2 separate regions of the Homo sapiens genome follow, and region 2 is linked to region 1. Evidence: read pairs that join two places in POLR2A ChIA-PET (ENCODE). Cell type or tissue: OCI-LY7. All regions are shown on one strand. Each heading gives the region's core, and the rest is flanking DNA. Links, peaks and the distances in the headings are about the cores only. Region 1 overlaps LRIG1 (leucine rich repeats and immunoglobulin like domains 1). Region 2 overlaps LOC105377141 (a long non-coding RNA gene).

Region 1 (4,397 bases), core at 290-4,289:
ACACTGACACACGAGGCTCGAAGAAGGGTGGGAACATCATTTGGCCTGTTTTGAGCTCAGAAAGCACAATGGAAAAAGGTCATCTTTGGTTCTTAAAGGGAGAATTTTTTTTGTAAAGTCTAGTTTTTTGGACACTCTATTCCTAAAGTAGTCCCTAATTGTTGTTAAACTTCTGTCAAGAAGTTCCAGACCACTAACTGTTCCTCCAACTTCATTGCATTTTAGTTGTATCCCCAAACAAAACTCCAAATTCCAAGAATTTGTTCCGGAAAACAATAATAAAAATAAAAATAAATTTTAAATCCGGAAGTTTCGTTTTATGAAAATTTACACGATAAAGAATGAGTGGAAGGAAAAGAAAAGCCCAAGAATTTCCACTGAAGGCACTAACAAATTCCACGTCGAAGAAAAGTGGACATCCAGAACAAAGAAAATAAAAGCTTCTAGATTCTCCATGAAAAGTATTTTAAGGAGTCCAATTACTGTCATAATTTTCAAGATTTTCAAAAACAGTGTAACTAAGAGGTAACCAATGCAAACCTAGGTAGATGGGTAAATTTAATATGAATTTGGCCAAAAACAGAGTCAGACTTCAAAATTAGAAAAAGCCACAGCCGGGCGTGGTGGCTCACATCTGTAATCCTAGCACTTTGGGACGCTGAGGTGGATGGATCACTTGAGGTCAGTCATGAGTTCAAAACCAGCCTGGCCAACATGGTAAAACCCTGTCTCTACTAAAAAAAAACAAAAAAAAAAAAATTAGCCTGGCTTGGTGGCAGGCGCCTGTAATCCCAGCTCTTTGGGAGGCTGAGGCAAGAGAATCACTTGAGCCAGGAAGGCAGAGGTTGCAGTCAGCTGAGATCACACCACTGCACGCCAACCTGGGCGACAGAGTGAGACTCTGCCTCAAAAAAGAAAAAGGAAGCCACTAGGCTGTACATGTTAATTGGCTGAGTTTCTATCTTGAAAGGGATACACGAAAGATCTCCCTGGTAAAAGGGATGGCAAGCTGGCCCAGAAAGAACAGGCAGTGCAGTGAGTAGCTGCCCTTCCTGTGGCCATGACTATAGAATGTGACAGGTGGCCCATCCAGTCCTTAAAGGCAGTTTCTCAGCATCATTTACAACTTCACTTATGGCAAGTATTCACTGAAGGACTGCCTGAGAAAGATGCTGCCTGCAGTGGCCCTGAGAAAGGACCCTTTGGGAAAACATGCCTGTAATTTATTTTCCTGGTTTTTTTTCTTTAAATTTTTACCTAAGTTCTTAAAATTCTAAATCAAAGATCGAAAGTGGATCTGTACCAGCCTCCACAGTTTTCTTTGGGCCAGAGGGGAAAAGGAGGTAAAAATGAAGGAAAGCACCACTTTCTTTGTGGAGTATTCACTCCTCCTCAATAATATCTCAAGGCTCACAAAAGGGTCCCTCATTGAGACTCTGCATGCACATACCCTTTTTTCTCTTTGCTGCTTATGGTATCCATCTGAGAATTTCACTCAGAAGTAGCAAACATTGGCCTAGCATGGTAGCTCACATCTGTAACCCCAGCACTTTGGGAGGCCAAGGCAGGAGGATCACTTGAGCCCAGGAGATCAAGACCAGTCTGGGCAACACAGCAAGATCCCATCTTCACAAAAAATAAAAACTAGCCAGGTGTGGTGGCACATGCCTGTAGTCCTAGCTACTCAGTAGACTGAGGTAGGAGGATCACTTGAGCCTGGGAGGTCACGGCTATAGTGAGCCATGATTGCGCCACTGCACTCCAACCTGGGTGACAGAGTGGGACCCTTTGTGTGTATGTGTGTGTGTGTGTGTGTGTGTGTGTCTAACACACACACAGAGAGAGAGAGAATGTTTAAGTATCCTAGATACAGATCAATTTAATTCTTACCATCCAATGAAATATAAGTTTACTCCCTTTTTGCTTCAATTAGAATAGAATCATGAACCTAAAAATGAGGGGTCTTAGAAATTATACATCCCTTTACAGACAGGAAATGAAGTGACTAGCCCAAGGTTATGCTGCCAATCAGTGGCAGAGCTGGGACGAAACCCCAACGTCTCCTGAGGCCCAGCCATGAGCTAGTTTCCCATTCTACCACATCCTCACTTTCATGACTTTAAGAAAATTAATTTTTTCCTCTCAGGTGAATCATTTTTATGCCTCTTTGGGCAAGCACCCCTTTAAGAAACTCCATGAAAACGTGGTCTCCTTTCTGTCCAGAAAGACATTCTGAGCACCACGACTTCACATAAAGTTTCTCCCAAGTAAATAATAAGGTCAGCCAATCTTTATTTTAGGATAGTAATGAAATGAATATAATTTACTCATTTCTAAGTATTGTTTCAAATGACCTTGTGAAAGAACCCAAAAATCTCCATAGAAGAGTCTCTGATTTTTCCATTGGGTAAAGCATAGCCCTGGATAAGGCCAAACCACCCAAAGCAAAGAGTCCTACACAGACTCCAAATCTGAGAAAACAATCAGAGGAATTTGGGATGAGGCAGATCTTAATAACTACAGGGCATGTCAGCTTGTTTTCTGGATCTCCCCTCCTCCAAGATGGAAGGAAACCCTGCTCCCTTCGAGCTGCAGCCTCTGCATCCATCACTTCATTGCATCAACAATTCACTTCCTGGAAGCAACGAGCTCTTCTGACTGTTTATAAGTTTTGCAAGCACTGGGAGCTTGTGTGCCAGAAACTCACACCAGCCCAGGTGGAGGGAGGAAACCACAGACACAGAGAAAAATTCTTCTTAATTAAAAATAAAACGAAAACTAAGACGGAGGCATGATGCTGGGTCAAGGTACCACCACACTGCTAAAACCAGATGAAAGAATGGTGTTCTCCTAATTTGCAGAACAGCACTTAATTTCATAGAATCTCTCAATACTAAGCTTTTCTGCCCCATAATTTAAAAAAAAAAAATGCATTGGAGCGTGCTTCCACTTTTCTAAACAGAGAACCCACTGTAAATGGTGTATAATCGGTTATCATATAAATTTAATTAAGCTTCACAGATCCACCAGTTTAACCTGACCATGTTGGACAGCTTTTAAGGCCACCGAACACTCCATAATCTACCTGGAATTTGATTTTCACAGATAGAAGATGGAAGTCATTCCAAAAACTAGGATAAAGTGAATGGAATTTGGAGGACTAGTAATTCCCACTCAGATTCCTAAATGAAGCTGCAGCTAGCAAAAAATCCATTCTAAAGAAGCCCCCTCACCAACAAAGTACCGGACTGAGGAGAAATTAAACTATGGACTTTTATAAAATAAAACAAACCATGCAGCAGCTACTTGGAGAACACATTTTCAAATCTGTGTGAAGTTTAAATCAAGCACAGAGGGTTCCAGGAACCTAGTTCTTTGCTTTTTGAAGATTTTTCTTACAGGCTGCCTCTAACTCTATTTAAAGCAGCCTCAAGTAGCCACAGCTGGAGGGTCAGGCCTTACAAAGTAAACAATAGTTAACTCAATTCAGACTCATGACTTAACTACAACCAACGGCTAATTATCCCTCTACTAAACAACAGTATCTGAGACATCACTTTTTAAATGATCTATTCCATTTCTAATTATGTTTGTTCACTAATGGATTTTAATCAACAATTAATAGCTTGGTAGAAACCTCCCAAGTAAGAGCTATGTGGAGAAAGTGGAAGGTTAATCAGAATTGCACATTCTGGCAGAGGACTAGCACAAAAGAGCTTGCTAAACACCTCCTACAAAAGAAAAAAAATCTGTATTTTGAGAACATATAAACTAGGGTGCACACAGAATGTGCCCAATAAACATTCTGTAAATATATAGCTTACCAAAACGCCCTTTGGAAAAACACAGTTAAAATGAATGTCAATTTTTTCAAAACTTCCAATTTCTTAAAACCACCCTACAGTAAATAGTATGGTATATAAATTATATCTCAATAAAGCTGTTAACTTAAAAAAAACCTATACATTTGCAGATAAAATGATATGCCTTTGATTTATTTCCAAAGAAAAAATAAATAAATAACATGGAAGGGCAGCAGCATATTGGGAAATAGATCAAATAAGACAGCTGATGATTGTTGAAGATGGGTGACAGATACCTAGAGTTCATTACATTATTCTGTCCACTTGTGTAGATATTTACCTTTCTCCATATTCAAAAGGTAAGAAAAAACACTCCAGAGCAACAGAAGTGAGTTAGTTTATTTAAACTACCTGCCTGCATATCAACTGTTCCCTTAATTCAAAATTTTTTCTAAAAGCTATGTATTTCAGATCATCTCTCAAGAAAAAGAAGCTGTACCTGCAACAGCTTACTTTCTAATCAGTTGTAAGTTTTCTCTAAGCAGAGCCCAGCTTGTTAATTTCTTGTTATCCAGCCCAAAGTGCTAATGCTTG
Region 2 (4,397 bases), core at 94-4,093, 110 kb after region 1:
CAGGAGGCATTTTTATACAAGGAAAAACTGAGCTAATAAAGAAAGGATCCCCAAACTAGGGTGGGGAGAACAGCATGTACAAAGCTTCTGCTGGGGATGGAGCAGGGTGGTTTAAGTCCCTGAAAGAAGGCCAGGGTGGCGGATCACGAAGAACACAGAGGACGGACAGAGGAGATGAGGAGATACCAGAGACCACATTCAGGATATTGATCTTTATCCTGTTGTTTAATATCATAATGTACTTTCTGAACATCCTTTGTATGTCAAGAAACATTTTTCTCTCTGTAGTGGGGTTTTTGCCCCCACAGGTTCTAAGAGAAAATGGGAGCAGAGCTTGTTACATCCCTTCTTAGGAGAAATGAAGCACCTCACTAAATCTCCTGACATATCAGGCACTCATATCTTCTTTTCAAGGATCAGAGCCTGCATTTCTTGCCTGAGGGCTTTCTTTGGCTGCTGGGGTCTTCTCTGCCCCGTGAAGCAGGCAAATGGTATCCTAGAGAGTTAATGCCCCCCGAGAACAGCCCTTAACCAATTGATAGAGGAGGTAGAAAGAAATTATTTAGGCAGATAGTGAGGGCAAAAGAGCCCTTGGCAGAATTTCTTTTCTAACAAAAAGCAGCCCCCAAAGTCATTCCTTTTCTAATAAAGAGCAGCATGAAAAATCTAGCTGCAAACATAGATAAAGCTGGAAGCTTGCACGGGGAAATGCTAGTAGCTCCACCAACAGAAAAGGGCTACCTGGGGGCCAGGCATGTCCAACATGGAGACTCCATCTTCCCTTTTTTTGTTGTTGTTACCACGTGTACAGTAATAAAGAAATGGGCAACATGGCTCAACTCAGGCAGAGAACCCACCTGCATAATAAAAGATTAGGGTGGAAGCTACCAGAGATTCTCTCCCTATAGAAATGGCACACCTGTTCTAACCAGTCTTTCATGGTGTATGTAAATCAGATACCACCTCCTCACCAGCTCATCTATAAAACCCCCTGCTCGTAAACTCACTCTTTGTGTGTCTGCGTCCTTGTTCTCCATGGGACAACAAACCTCATGTTGCCGTGAGACGACAAACCTCAGCTGTTACTCCAGACAACAAGGCCATTTCACAATGACTGATGGGAGTTGGCCTATTCATACCCCAGCTCATCTACATTGGGCTTCCACAGGCCTTTTTGTGTTTTTTTCAGTGGCAACTGGGGAGAGAGTTGGCTTTGATGAGTTCAGTTGCAGAGTTTGGACTTGGTTAAGATCCTAGGTGTTTTGACCTTTCTGAACCCAGCCAGTATTTTTTTGATCTTTAATCTCACTAAATATAATTGCAGAATATACACTCATTTAAGAATTATATTGGCTTCCATTTTCTATAAAAATGTCTAACTCATATGCTAGCGTATGGTCACTTTACACTCTTTTATGGGATTCCTAGATGGGCCAGTATCAATATTCTCCTTGAAATTATCAAGAACCAAATAAACAGATGCCAGATAGTCTGATTGGAACGAAAATCTTACTTCATTTGACAATTTTTTTCTGAAGGACTGTTACCTTTAAACCTTTAAACTAGTCCACATACGTGGTACAGCTAATTCTCTACATCCCATCTTTCACATTTTTCACTTGTTACTTTTGAAAAATTAGTGGAATTTTTCACGGAGATCAGATGTGAAGAAATCTATGGCAGGGTGAAATTTTCTAGTCTAGAGGCTGCCTTTCTATGAAGGTCTCATTTCCCTTCCTTTTTAAAAAAATTAGGCTGTTTTAGGGCGGGTCTCTGTGGGTGACTCAAATTAAAACCTTTTTAGTTTGGGAAGCTGAAGCACCAAGATATTTTCACGCTGGGATTACTTGTCCAGATGGTTTGAGCACAATTTTCTTGGCATGCTCGTAAGAACACAGGAATTTTCAGGGGAAACCAGAGAACATAGTAGTGGGGAGGGTAGGTGGGGGAGGGCAAGTCAGGGCTGAGAAGGCAGAAATAAGGTTTGGATTCCACCAAATGGCACTGACCAGCTGAATTGGAATCAGTCCTAGTTATAGTTGGCACGGGTACCCCTCTCTCCGCTCCAAGATCACGGACTTTCCCTCTTCATAATGGGAATTACCTGGCTTTCCTAACAGAGAACGGAGGGGGGAAGAACTATAGGGAAATTCATGGAGCTGATGAAGATAACGATTGAGGTGCAGCCCCCAAACCTCACCATCAGGAAAGCATTGGTCAACTCCTGTATGCATGCATGGGACACCGAGCAAGGTGGGGAAGGAGGGGTGTGAAGGGCAGTGTTAGGCCTGGAAACACAGCATGGGCAGGCAACTCTCTTTGATAGCGTCAGCAACCACTGCTTAAAAACACAGAAATTAAAAATGGCAGGCAGAATTCTGAGATGGCTCCCAAGATTTCCAGGACCTGATGCACACATACTTTCCGTGTATGTGAATCATGTACAGTCCAACGTGATTCCAGGTACTGCTGTGAAAGATGTACGCAGATGTCATTAAGGCCCCAGATTAGTTGATTTTAGGATAGGGTGATTATCCAGGTGGGCCTGAACTCATCACATGAGACCTTTCAAAGGAGAAGGTGGCAGAGGTGGAACTCAGAGAGCTGGGTCTCTGTTGACCTGGGAGAAAGCAGACACCCAGGTTTGTGAAAGCCTGTGGAGGATGTGGTGATGGACTGGGGTAGCCTATAGGAGCTGACAGTGGTACCTGGCTGACAGTTGGCAGAAAAATGACCTGCATACTTAGAAGAGCACCCAAAGCCCCAAATGAGAACCACAGCCCTGGTTAATATCTTGATTTCAACCCAGTGAAGCTCTGAACAGAGACTCCAGCTAAGTCCCATGAACAGGCCTCTCACCTACAGAGCTGGAAAGATAATATATTTGTGTTGTTCCAACCTGCTAAATTTGTGGTAATTTGTTCCACAGCAAAAGAATGATGAAATGTTATGACAATGGATAGGTGAATAGTGAGAGAGGCAGTGCAGCATGGAATCAAGAAAATGAGCTCTTTCTTGGCTTTTTTTTTTTTTCTTTTTTGAGACGGAGCCTCGCTCTGTCACCAGGCTGGAGTGCAGTGGCGCGATCTCTGCTCACTGCAAGCTCCGCCTCCCGGGTTCAAGCGATTCCCCTGCCTCAGCCTCCCGAGTAGCTGGGATTACAGGCACATGCCACCACGCCCGGCTAATTTGTTTGTATTTTAGTAGAGATGGGGTTTCACCATGTTGGCCAGGATGGTCTCGATCTCCTGACCTCTTTATCCACCCGCCTTGGCCTCCCAAAGTGCTGGGATTACAGGCGTGAGCCACCATGCCCGGCTGAAAATGAGCTCTTTCTTTAAACTTCTCTGATGAAAATCCTGGCTCTGCCACTTCATAGCTGTGTGATTTTTAAACAGGTGATCTAACCTTGCTATATGTATTTCCTCATGTGTAAAAAAAGATTTAAATAGTAAGATTAAAAGAACATTATGAAGATCAAATGAAATAATATGTATCAAGCCCTAAGTCATGTGTAAAAGCCACGATGTATGTTAACTTAATGAGTGCTCAAAAAATAAGAGTTATCATCAGCAGCCATAATCTGTGGATCATATAGCACGTGTCTGGTGCTGCACAAGGGGCCTTAAAGAAATTAATCTTCAAAGAAACCCTGTGAGATTGGATTCCCCATTTTACAGATGGGGAAACTGCAACTCAGAGAGGTTCAATAACATGCCCAATATTATGCAACTAGTCAGTAGAGGAGCCAGGACGAAAACTACAGGGCTCTTTGATCCTAAACCCCATCCTGTGAACTGCTATTTTAAGTCCTATGCACAGTGAAGAGGTTGTAACTCTCCAGGTTGTTGTCCTGAGGAGACCCAGGGCACCAAGATTGGGATTCCCAAACTGCCAGGTCTCTCAAAATGGAGCCCAAATGATCCCAGAACTTTGGGAGGCTGAAGCAAGAGGATTGCTTGAACCCAGGAGTTCAAGCCCATCCTGGGCAACACAGGGAGATCCCGTCCCCATAAAAAATTAAAAAAGGAGCTGGGCATGGTGGCACATGCTTGTCATCCCAGCTACTTAGGAGGCTGAAGTGGGAGGATCCTTTGAGCCCAGGAGGTCGAGGCTGAAGTGAGCTGTGACTGTACCACTGCACTCTAGCCTGGGAGACAGAGCGAGACCCTGTCTTGAAAACGGAAAAAGATCCCCAATTCTCCAGCACTGTTCTCCACTCCATGGGATTCTCTCTGCTTTGTCCCTGTCTTGTATAGTTCCCTCCTGTTCACCCCTCAGATCTCCTGACCTCATAGATTAGACCAAGTCCACTTCAGTGCACTCTCCTAAAGTCCTTCTTTGTAGCAGTTCTTGCATTTTATCATTATGTGCTAGACCAGTGGTTCTCATCTGTG

The links. Peaks named below come from ENCODE experiments on the same cell type or tissue, not always from the same donor. Only the 100,000 strongest peaks of a DNase experiment are listed, where the experiment ranks them.
Region 2: POLR2A ChIA-PET joins it to region 1 with 7 read pairs; 4 of 35 experiments call an interaction of 5 or more read pairs at or near these places.

Annotation. Positions count from the first base shown.
Region 1 is chr3:66,487,729-66,492,125 of GRCh38, forward strand. All of the region lies in intron 1 of LRIG1 (leucine rich repeats and immunoglobulin like domains 1), which reads right to left. Among named protein-coding and RNA genes, the nearest start is that of LRIG1, 11 kb to the right of the region's middle. In OCI-LY7, for the core only: a CTCF peak has its summit at 2,148; DNase peaks (open chromatin) are centred at 963, 2,043, 2,683 and 3,443; H3K4me3 peaks cover 3,810 bases; H3K27ac peaks cover 3,873 bases.
Region 2 is chr3:66,596,456-66,600,852 of GRCh38, forward strand. The region is part of intron 1 of LOC105377141 (a long non-coding RNA gene); the gene reads left to right. Among named protein-coding and RNA genes, the nearest start is that of LRIG1, 98 kb to the left of the region's middle. In OCI-LY7, for the core only: no CTCF peak of the experiment used is centred there; no DNase peak of the experiment used is centred there.